3 separate regions of the Homo sapiens genome follow, and all the other regions are linked to region 2. A link is a contact called in ENCODE Hi-C or POLR2A ChIA-PET data. All regions are on one chromosome and are shown on one strand. Each heading gives the region's core, a stretch centred on a gene start or an enhancer-like site at or near the end of the contact. The rest is flanking DNA. Distances are from core to core; before and after follow the strand shown.

The links. Hi-C counts contacts between places; a loop is a spot of excess contacts on that map. ChIA-PET counts read pairs that join two places held with the same protein, here RNA polymerase II (POLR2A). Pooled maps may share reads with other maps.
Region 1: a loop to region 2 is called in a pooled map, with 5 times the contacts of the local background. The contact joins the enhancer-like site here to the promoter of UGGT1 in region 2. A Hi-C loop is called at or near these places in 1 of 37 single-sample maps with no recorded cell type and 10 of 50 pooled maps. POLR2A ChIA-PET finds 5 or more read pairs at or near these places in 1 of 52 experiments (activated CD4-positive, alpha-beta T cell).
Region 3: a loop to region 2 is called in a map of chondrocyte, with 10 times the contacts of the local background. The contact joins the promoter of GYPC here to the promoter of UGGT1 in region 2. A Hi-C loop is called at or near these places in 1 of 168 maps with a recorded cell type or tissue (chondrocyte), 1 of 37 single-sample maps with no recorded cell type and 10 of 50 pooled maps.

The regions. Positions count from the first base shown.
Region 1 is chr2:127,087,066-127,090,126 of GRCh38, forward strand. The region is part of intron 1 of BIN1 (bridging integrator 1); the gene reads right to left. Among named protein-coding and RNA genes, the nearest start is that of BIN1, 19 kb to the right of the region's middle. RefSeq lists an enhancer at 1-486. Within about 2 kb of position 1,251, at least 2 of the 41 ENCODE cell types and tissues checked have a DNase peak (open chromatin) inside an H3K27ac peak, as active enhancers do.
Region 2 is chr2:128,089,855-128,092,907 of GRCh38, forward strand. UGGT1 (UDP-glucose glycoprotein glucosyltransferase 1) reads left to right here and starts at 1,346. Exons shown (of 41, transcript NM_020120.4): 1 at 1,346-1,561. The coding sequence starts at 1,504. RefSeq lists an enhancer at 1,108-1,417.
Region 3 is chr2:126,654,853-126,657,718 of GRCh38, forward strand. GYPC (glycophorin C (Gerbich blood group)) reads left to right here and starts at 1,306. Exons shown (of 4, transcript NM_002101.5): 1 at 1,306-1,460. The coding sequence starts at 1,412. RefSeq lists enhancers at 956-1,245, 2,039-2,866, 2,336-2,585, 2,776-2,866 and a silencer at 1,336-1,705.

The DNA of each region.
Region 1 (3,061 bases), core at 1-2,500, 1.0 Mb before region 2:
TGAGAGCAAAAAGTGGTGTTGGGTTTTCTCTTTTACATCCTTAACTGACAATAAAAACTTGACCAACTACGTCAGCCCCACCACAATGCTTTGATGGTCAAAAACGAAAACACAGAGAGCCCTCCCAGCCCGGCCGGCCCCTGGAGGTCCTGTCTGCATCAGAGCTGGCAGCCCAGCCCCGCCCCTGAGAAAGAAGGGGGAGGGGAAGGAAGTTGCAGGGTCTCCTCCTCCACACTCATCTCTGCAGCTGGAAGGGAAGGCTCCCGCCCCAGAGAACGAGTGTCCAGTTGACTCCAGGCCAGGAAGGCCCCCTCCCCGTCCTCTCTCTCATCCCTCCCAGGGTGCCTGAAATTCCAGCCGGTTCTGTAGATAAGCCTATGGCCTGCAGCCAGGGTGGTGCCACGTGGACCCCAGAGGAAGCCAGGGTGGGCTGCGGTGGCCTGGGGAGCCCCGAGCAGAGCACACAGCGTGAGTGGAGGCAGCAGGGGCCAGAGTCAGGCTGGGAGGGGGCTGGGGTGAGCACTCTCACAGTGGCCGGCGGGGCTGGACCAGCCAAGGGCAGTGCAGGACGGACGGCAGAGCAGGAACCGCTCATCCAAAGACCACATGTGCTCCAAATCCTGGCAGGGGAGGGAGGCGTTTCACAGTGAGGAAACCGAGAGTCCCATGTCAGTAAGCAATGAGCTAGAATCCGCACACGGCCCACCGCTACCAAGCCCTTGGATTTTATCAGCCACCCCACCACCTTCCAACCAGGAGGGCTGGAGGACCCCCTGGATCATGACTGGCTCCCCTCCCCTCGGGACCATCCCCCAAGCTGAGTCTATTCTTAGCCATCAGCAGAACCAGGTGTCCACCAGCAAACAGAGGAGTTTCTAGAAGGGCTACGCCCACCCAGACCATCATCAAGCGCCCAGCCAGCTGCCCAGGCCTCACCCTCCAGCTTCTTCCCCACCCAGCCAGCACTTAGTGGAAGAAAGGAACCTTCCACCAGACCCACCACTGTGAAGAGTCCCCACCCCGGCTCTGGGACGTGGCCTCTCGGCTGTAGGGCCTGGTGGCTGTGGTGGTCACACTGTGGGTGAGCTGGCCAGACGCAGGAGGGATCTTCTCATAACTCAGTTCCTTGAGAGGGGTGCCAAGAGCAGGACAGGCACAGAATCAGAGCCTCCCCTGCCAACGCCCACCCAAAAACGAAGGTGGCTTCCTCTTCTGCACTATCACCTCACAACAGGCATTTGAAGACTCAGCAACGTGCCCTGGTGGCAGTGTGCCTGGCCATGCTCTATGGGAAGCCAAGCAAGGTCTCTGCCCTGGAGGAGCCAGCACTCTAGGAGGGAGGCAATGTTGAAAGGTGCTGTGAGCCTCCGAACAAAAATGCAGCAGGGGGACGGGTGCGGTGGCTCACACCTGTAATCCCAGCACTTTGGGAGGCTGAGGGGGGCAAATCACCTAAGGTCAGGAGTTCCAGACCAGCCTGGGCAACATAGTGAGATCCTACCCCTACCAAAAATAGTTTTTAATTAGCTGAGTGTGATGGTGTGCACCTATAGTCCTAGCTACTGGGGAGGCTAGGGCAGGAGGATGCCTTGAGTTCAGGAGTTCAAAAAATGCAGTGATCCAGGACCGCACCACTGCACTCCAGCCAGGGCGACAGAGCAAGACCGTATCTCTTAAAAAAAAAAAAAAAGAGAGACACTGAAGGGCTGGGGGTGAGGGGAGAGGGCGGCTGCTCTTAGGAAGGAACTCAGGGAAGTGACAGCTGAGCAGAGACCTGATGAAGGAGCAAGACACCAGGCCAGGAAGGAAGAAGAAGGTAGAACTCACTGGACAGAGAACTCAGTGAGTGCAAAGGCCCTGAGGTGGACGGGAGGGATGCCACAGGACAGCAAGACCGGCGTGGCTGAGAGTGGCAGGGGGCAGGGAGGACCAGGAGGCCCTGAAACACCAGGTGCCAGGCTTCATGCTGAGCCCTTGGGCATGATTCCATAGCCTCATGGTGGACCCCTCCATAACCTCATGAAGGAAATACTATTATATTCTCACTTTGCAGGTGAGGAAACTGAGGCACTGCCTTAACAACTCCCCAGGGTCACGCAGCCAGGCCCAGGATCCCAACCCCAGGCCTGGGTCCATCGGTGAGGAGCTTTAACCACTGCACATGCGGCCTCGGCCCCCAGGACCACAGAGGCCCCTGGAAGACTCTGGCCCTTAAAACCCAGCATGGAACGTGGAACCCTGGAAAGCTCTGAGCCAAGACTTGATTTTGCAGCCTGCAAAGCTCCCAGGCTGGCGCGTGTACACACTTCAGGAGCGCAGTGGGGCAGGGTGCCTGTTCAGAAGCTGACTGCACTGACCCAGGTGGGAGGCAAGGGGACTCTGTGATCTGAGCTACTAGAGGGAAGGGGTGGTCATCACCTGAGATGGGGACACGTGTTGGGGTAACAGCTGGGGGTCACAGTGAGTTTGCAGTGCCCAGAGATGTCCAGGAGGAAGGTGCAGACACAATGGCCAGGAACCCTGGGGTGGACTGGACACACCCCACCGTCAGGTTTCTATCACACCCCGGCCCCACCCACCTGCCCCTCAGTCCCTCCCACTGCCCACTCTGGATGACCAGCTCAGGGCATCTAGTCTGGGCAGCTGGCCAGGAACCCCTTCTGGTAGGAGACACTGCTGGGGCAGAAGGTGCTGGGAGCAGGCCCAGGCTGTGCAGCCCTGGGCAAGTAAGCTCACCTCCCTGACCTGCTGGGTCTCATCACTTAGAGCCAAGAACTCCCTCAAGGGTGTTTAAAGGTGAAGTATGATCATGTAGGTAAGAGGGCCCAGCAGAGCCGCTAGCACTGGATTCCCCCCTGCTCCCCCCACCCAGGGCTGAAAGTTCCTGCAGTCTTCCCACCCTAGTCCCCAACGCCCTACTCCCCCAACCCCCAGCTCACATAAGCCTTCCCCGCACCTGCCGCCCAGTGCACCTGCTCCTGCGGCTCACAGTCCACTGCAGCATGGCCAGTTCCTTGGAACAGCATATACCAACCACCCCCCTTCCTCTCTCCAATCAAGC
Region 2 (3,053 bases), core at 96-2,595:
CGACTGAGCACAAGAGAGAAAAAACAAAAAACAAAAAAACAAAAAAACTGCAACTTGCTCCCAGGGACTGGAGAAAATGTAAAAAAAGGAAGGTTGGAATCCATCAGTGTTTTTTTGCTGTTGTTGTTGCTGTTTTTTTTTTTTTTGAGATGGAGTCTCCCTCTCTCGCCCAGGCTGGAGTGCAGTGATGCGATCTCTGCTCACTGCAAGCAACCTCCGCCTCCCGGGTTCACGCCATTCTCCTGCCTCAGCCTCCATCCTCAGCGTGAGCCACCGCGCCCGGCCTCCATCAGTGTTCCATTAGTCATCTCCTTCATCCTCCTCTCCTTCCTCCCCTTCATCATGTTGGCTCATGTTTATTTATTAAAATTATTTTGGGCCGGGCGCAGTGGGTCACGCCTGTAATCCCAGCACTTGGGAGGCCGAGGCGGGTGGATCATCTGAGGTCAGCAGTTCGAGACCAGCCTGGCCAACAGGGTGAAACCCTGTCTCTACTAAAAATACAAAAATTAGCCAGGCGCGGTGGCGCACGCCTGTAATCCCAGCTACTGGGGAGGCTGAGGTGGGAGAATCGCTTGAATGCGGGTCGGGGGGTTGGGGGGTGGGGGGCGCGGGCGGGGGCGCGGAGGTTGCAGTGAGCCGAGATCGCGCCACTGCATTCCAGCCTGGGAGACAGAGCGAGACTCCAACTCCAAAAAAATATTTTTGGCTTTTCATTCACTTTGACTTAATATACTTAAAAATATACCCTCCAAAGAGGTATTCATTTTTGGGTGGGTTAAATGCTACCTATTCCAAAACAATTTTAAACTGGTTTATATTAGTTAAAAAAAAAATACTAAAAGGACAAAGTAGTCCCTGTAGACTAAGCTGCCGCTGTCCGAATAAGAAAGCTCAAGCGGCTCATAAAATTTAAAAAGTCTTCCTTTCATCATGCCTCCTGGAAGGTAGCTATCAAAATTTTAGGGTTTAGTATAAAGTCTAAGATGCTCAGAAACATTAAGACAATTGTCCTTACTGTGCCACCGAAAGGCTAAAGGGAGTAAGCTTTTAACAAAGGTTTAAGGGAGTAAGTCCCAGAGTCCAAACTGGATTTCACCGACTGACTGTTGAAGCTTTCGGGTCTCAGCTGTTGGCCCAACGAACCTTCCCAAGACCTTGAAGACCGGCAGCCTACCCGCCACCCTGAAAGGCGGAAGTGAGGAGAGAGGCAGGACTCCCCCCTCCCCAACCCTCGGAGATGAGAGGGCGACCGCGCGACGCTCTGGGCTGCTAGGTCTCGACTCGGTATCCGGAAGTCCTCCAGCGTTCGCCTGCAGGAAGCGGAAGTAAAAGGGCGGCCGGCAGCTGGGCAATTGCTTTGCGAGGCTGGGTGTTGAGTCGAGCCGCGGGAAAGGCGCGTGTCGGCCTCTCACTGGCGCAGCCTGCACTGCCGCTGCCGCCTCGCCCCGCCCTGCCCTGGCGTTGTCTCTGGCACTGTGGCGGACTGACCACGGCCCGGGCATGGGCTGCAAGGGAGACGCGAGCGGTGCGTGTGCCGCGGGTGCGCTGCCGGTGACAGGTACCCAGGGGTGGCGTGAGGAGGCCTCGTGGACAAAGAGAGGGTTTGGGGCACAAGGCGACCCTGTGCCCCTGTCACATTGAGCTTCCGCCTCTACCGTGACTCAGTTTACCCTCTGGTGTCCTATCCCTTCCCCTATTCGCGAGCGCCCCGAGTTGCCCTCAGTGGTCTTCTTGGCAAGGTATCGCTTCCGCGGGGGTGGCGGCGGGCTCTGTTCAGCGGTCTTGAACCTTCTTTGAAGAGCTTTAGATCCTTGTGCCAAGTGCAGAAGGAAATGGGGGAGGTATCCTACCATGGATTTAGACCAAGCTTGATCCTCAGTGAGTTGAGAAGCAGCACTTTGCAGGACCCTGATTGCAGAACGACGTGCTTTTTAAAATAGATTTCAATTTTTCCTAAAATGAATTCGGGTTGATGCGTATTGGTTACTGTTTTCTTTTAACACTGTGATCTGTTGGCTGGAAATTGGATGATATGGTTTCACTTTTAGCGTGGGACCTGCCAGAATGAGATCTGCGTCCGTCGCCAATAACTTATAGATGTGAACTGTTTTTGTTCCTTGGCCAGAATCTGCAGTTGTTTTGCATTTCTTGCCAGATTTGAGAAGGAGCAATTTTGTTCGTTTGAAGTCCTGGGGTCTTTTGCCTTATTGTGCTACACTAACTGTTTTGGAAACATTCATTGATGTACTTGCCAGCCAATTTTAGTGTAAAGTGCCCTCTTTCCTTCAAGAATCTTACACTTGCAGGCGTTTGAAGACATTTTAAATAGCTATTTAACAGCACCACAAAACTTGGAATAATTGTAGCCTTTTCACTTTGCTTTTTTTTTTTTTAAGCCAGTCGAATTTAGCAACACTTGACTTGCTTTTGATAAACTTAGCTGAAGCTTATTTTAAAAAAATTCTTATTTATTTATTTATTTATTTATTTTGTAGAGATGAGGTCTTGTTACCTACCAGTCTGATCTTGAACTCCTGGCCACATGAAACTTATTAAAGGAAGTGACCATAATACTTTGTACAGTAGCATAGCACATTTATAATGCACATTGAACTTCAGGGGAATATATGAAAGTAAGAAGAAAATTTGCTTAGAACTTTCCTGCAGCTGTCTGTGAGCATTTTCTTTTTTTATCTAAGTTTCCCTGTAACAATACAAGATGATGTGATAATTTTCTTTCTTTCTTTCTTTTTTTTTTTTTTTTTGAGATGGAGTTTCACTCTTGTTACCCAGGCTGGAGTGCAATGGTGCAAGAGATAGTGTTTTAATTTATTTTTTTATTTTTTGTTGGTGAGGCAGAGTCTTGCTCTGTTGCCCAGGTTAGAGAATAGTGACATGATCTTGCTAGCTGCAGCCTCCACCTCCTGGGCTCAGGTGGTCCTCCTACCTCAGCCTCCTACGGATGGTTGTTGATAGTTGGGCCTAGAACTTGTTAAAGAGTGTTTTCTGTTTATTCATCATGCCGCAAGTATAATGCTTATCATGCAAAG
Region 3 (2,866 bases), core at 56-2,555, 1.4 Mb before region 2:
TGTTTATTAAATGCCTTTTCTGTTCCCACTGTGATTCTACAATCACTGCCTCTGTAAAACCCCGGAATGCAGGTGTTCTTGCCTCCATTTTATAGATGAGGAAATCAAGACTCAGGGCTTCCCCACCAGGCCAAAGGCATTCTGTGAGTAGTTTATTTCAATTCAACATGGCTGTGCTGCACATGGCAGTTGGAGTAAAGATCTATCAGCATCGGGGGTTCTTCATGATCTAACTAAAGTGAATCATGAGTGCTTTCCCACTGCGTCAAGAAGGCCTGGAGTTTGTGCAGCCCGGCTAGAGGTGAGCAAAGCCTCTGTGTTGCAAATCTCCAGGGCGCAGCCTCTCATTGTATTCAATGCAGATGACAGTCCCAAAGGCACCGCCCATACATTGTACAGACAGCTGGCCTGGCTCTCCGGATTGTGCAGGATAGGCCTTAATGGCAGAAGGTAGGGGAGAGGTGGGCGTCACAAAAGTGCTTGGGGAACTATAAAGTAAACAATGAAAAGCAGCACAGGAAGGTTCAGACATCACACAGGAGAAGCACAGGGTGTTCCCCTGGGTGGGGATTTAAAACAAGGGCCTCAAGTTCCCTGCCCTTGTCTCTGGGCAGAAGGGGCAGATAATGCTATGATACATTTTTTGTAGGTGGTGCCATTTGACTGCATTTAACCAACAAAGGTATGTATCGAAATCCACGTGGAGATTTTCATGGCAAAAGTAGAGCGAATTCACAAACTGCACTGTGTCTGGCAGCTTCAGACAAAAGCAATGGGAACAAATCACGACTCTTGTCCAGCAATTCTTCCTGTTTTGGAATGATCTTTGCTCAACAGCCCATCCATGAGTACAGGGCCCCCAAAGGCCAACAAGACAGGGACTCTCTCCAGGGACAAATGCCCCGCAGCTGAGAGAGGCCGCCCAGCTATCCAGCGGCCGCGCAGCCAGCCAAGATTTCAACACAGGTCTGCCCTATTTGGTCACCATCCCCGACAGTGCTGGGCCAGGCCATCATGTCACATTGGGGAGTTTTCCCTGCACTCCAGGGGGAATTCTCAACCACAACCTCTGTATCCGGTAGTGGCAGATGGAAAGAGAAACGGTTAGAAAAGCGTGGTTCTTGCGCAGGAAAGTTGGAGCAAAGAAGAGTTCAGAAGTGGGCGGGTGTGTGTTTAAAAAAAAAAAAGGGGGTGGAAACCCCACCAGCCAAGTCTGCAGAAAAAAAATAAATGAAGTCTGCCTATCTCCGGGCCAGAGCCCCTCCCCTCGGCCCGCGCGGGAGGAGTGTGACCCAGGTGCCGCTTCCTCTCGCCGCCGAGGGTCAGGAGCCCGGGAGCGCGACCCTCCCCCGGCCCGGCCTGGCCCGGCCTGGCCAGTCCCCGCGGTCTCTGCCCGGGCTGACGCCCAGGAATGTGGTCGACGAGAAGCCCCAACAGCACGGCGTGGCCTCTCAGCCTCGGTGAGTACCCGCCGTGGGGAAGGGTCCTGGGGACCCACTGGAGGCCGCGGCCCGCAGCAGCCAGGGGCCGAGCCACGGCCACGGACGCCCTGGTGTCCCGGTCCGTGCCGGGCCTCCAGGCGGAGGAGGCGTCCGCTGGGCTCAGATCCCCGACTCCAGCCCCGGTTCCCCGGCGCCTGGGCTGCGCGGAGTCCCTGTCCCGCGTCCCGGACCCCTACGCGCAGCCTCCACGCGCTCCGAGCTGGAGAAGCCGCCAGCCCGCCCTCCCAGGGCGTGTCGCCCGCTTTCTGTTTCTTTGTGCGGGGCATGTGAAATGTGTGGGGCCAGAATTGTCTCCCTAAAGAACAGTTAGGTGAGAGTTCACATCACAAGTTGCTTCTGTGCTGCTCCCCAGCCAGGGTCCGACCGGCCAGGCTCCGGTGAACTCCAGGCAACTCCAGCCTTGCCCAGGGACTTGCTCGCTCCGCTGGGCGCCGCAAAGGCACACAGATGCGAGGGAATCCTGCGGCCTGGATCCTTTGGGGATTTGTAATTCCTCGCTGCTGGTTTTCTCTTTTAAACCATCACGTTTTCTTGCTGAGAGGAAATCATCTGTGATGAAAGTCTTTGTAGATGCTTGGAAACATTGCTGGGCCTCTCTCTGCCCTCTTCCTCTGCCGTTGGACTTTTGCAATAAAAACTACCATTTGATTTTACCAAAAAACGTAATGTACATCCCTCTTACCCCCACCCTGCCGCGGTCTGATTCTTAGAGTCTGTCAGAGAGGAGATACCCTGAGCCTATCATGTGACAATGATACCTTATTGATATGATAATGATATGGGTATTGGAGACACCAACTCTTTTATAAGTCTTTGAAATCCAGGGGGTTGTGAGGCCTCACCCCTCACCCCGCCTGAGCTTGGAGCTTGGCGTGGAGGAGTGCTGCTTCGGTCTACGTGTGTACACGGCACTCCATGTGCCTGTGGTTGTGCTTGCGTCAGCCTGGGAGTGCGCAGGCATCAGTGGTGCTTGGGAGCGAGGCCCCTCAGTCTGCACTGGGATCATCTGCACTGCCTATAAACAAGGCAGCCTCTCTTAGCTCCAGTTTCCTCATCTGCAAAGTAGGAAAGTAGGAATAATAACAGGAGATAACTCATCCAGCAGCACGAAGTGCGTATAAATGTCCCGGCACGGAGTCTGACACATCCTAAGTGCTGGATCCGTGCTGGGCATGTTTATATAATTGCACATGAGACTGTGGTTCCCGGAGCACGTAACTTGAGCATATGTTTATGTGTGTGTATACGGCAGGTCCTGGGTTAAAGGGACAGGAGCCACTGTCATTATTCCAATTCAGTCACTGAGGAGGTGAGGCTGAGAGGCATTCTCATGTCTGAAGAGGATGGGCTTGCCTGACCCCCGC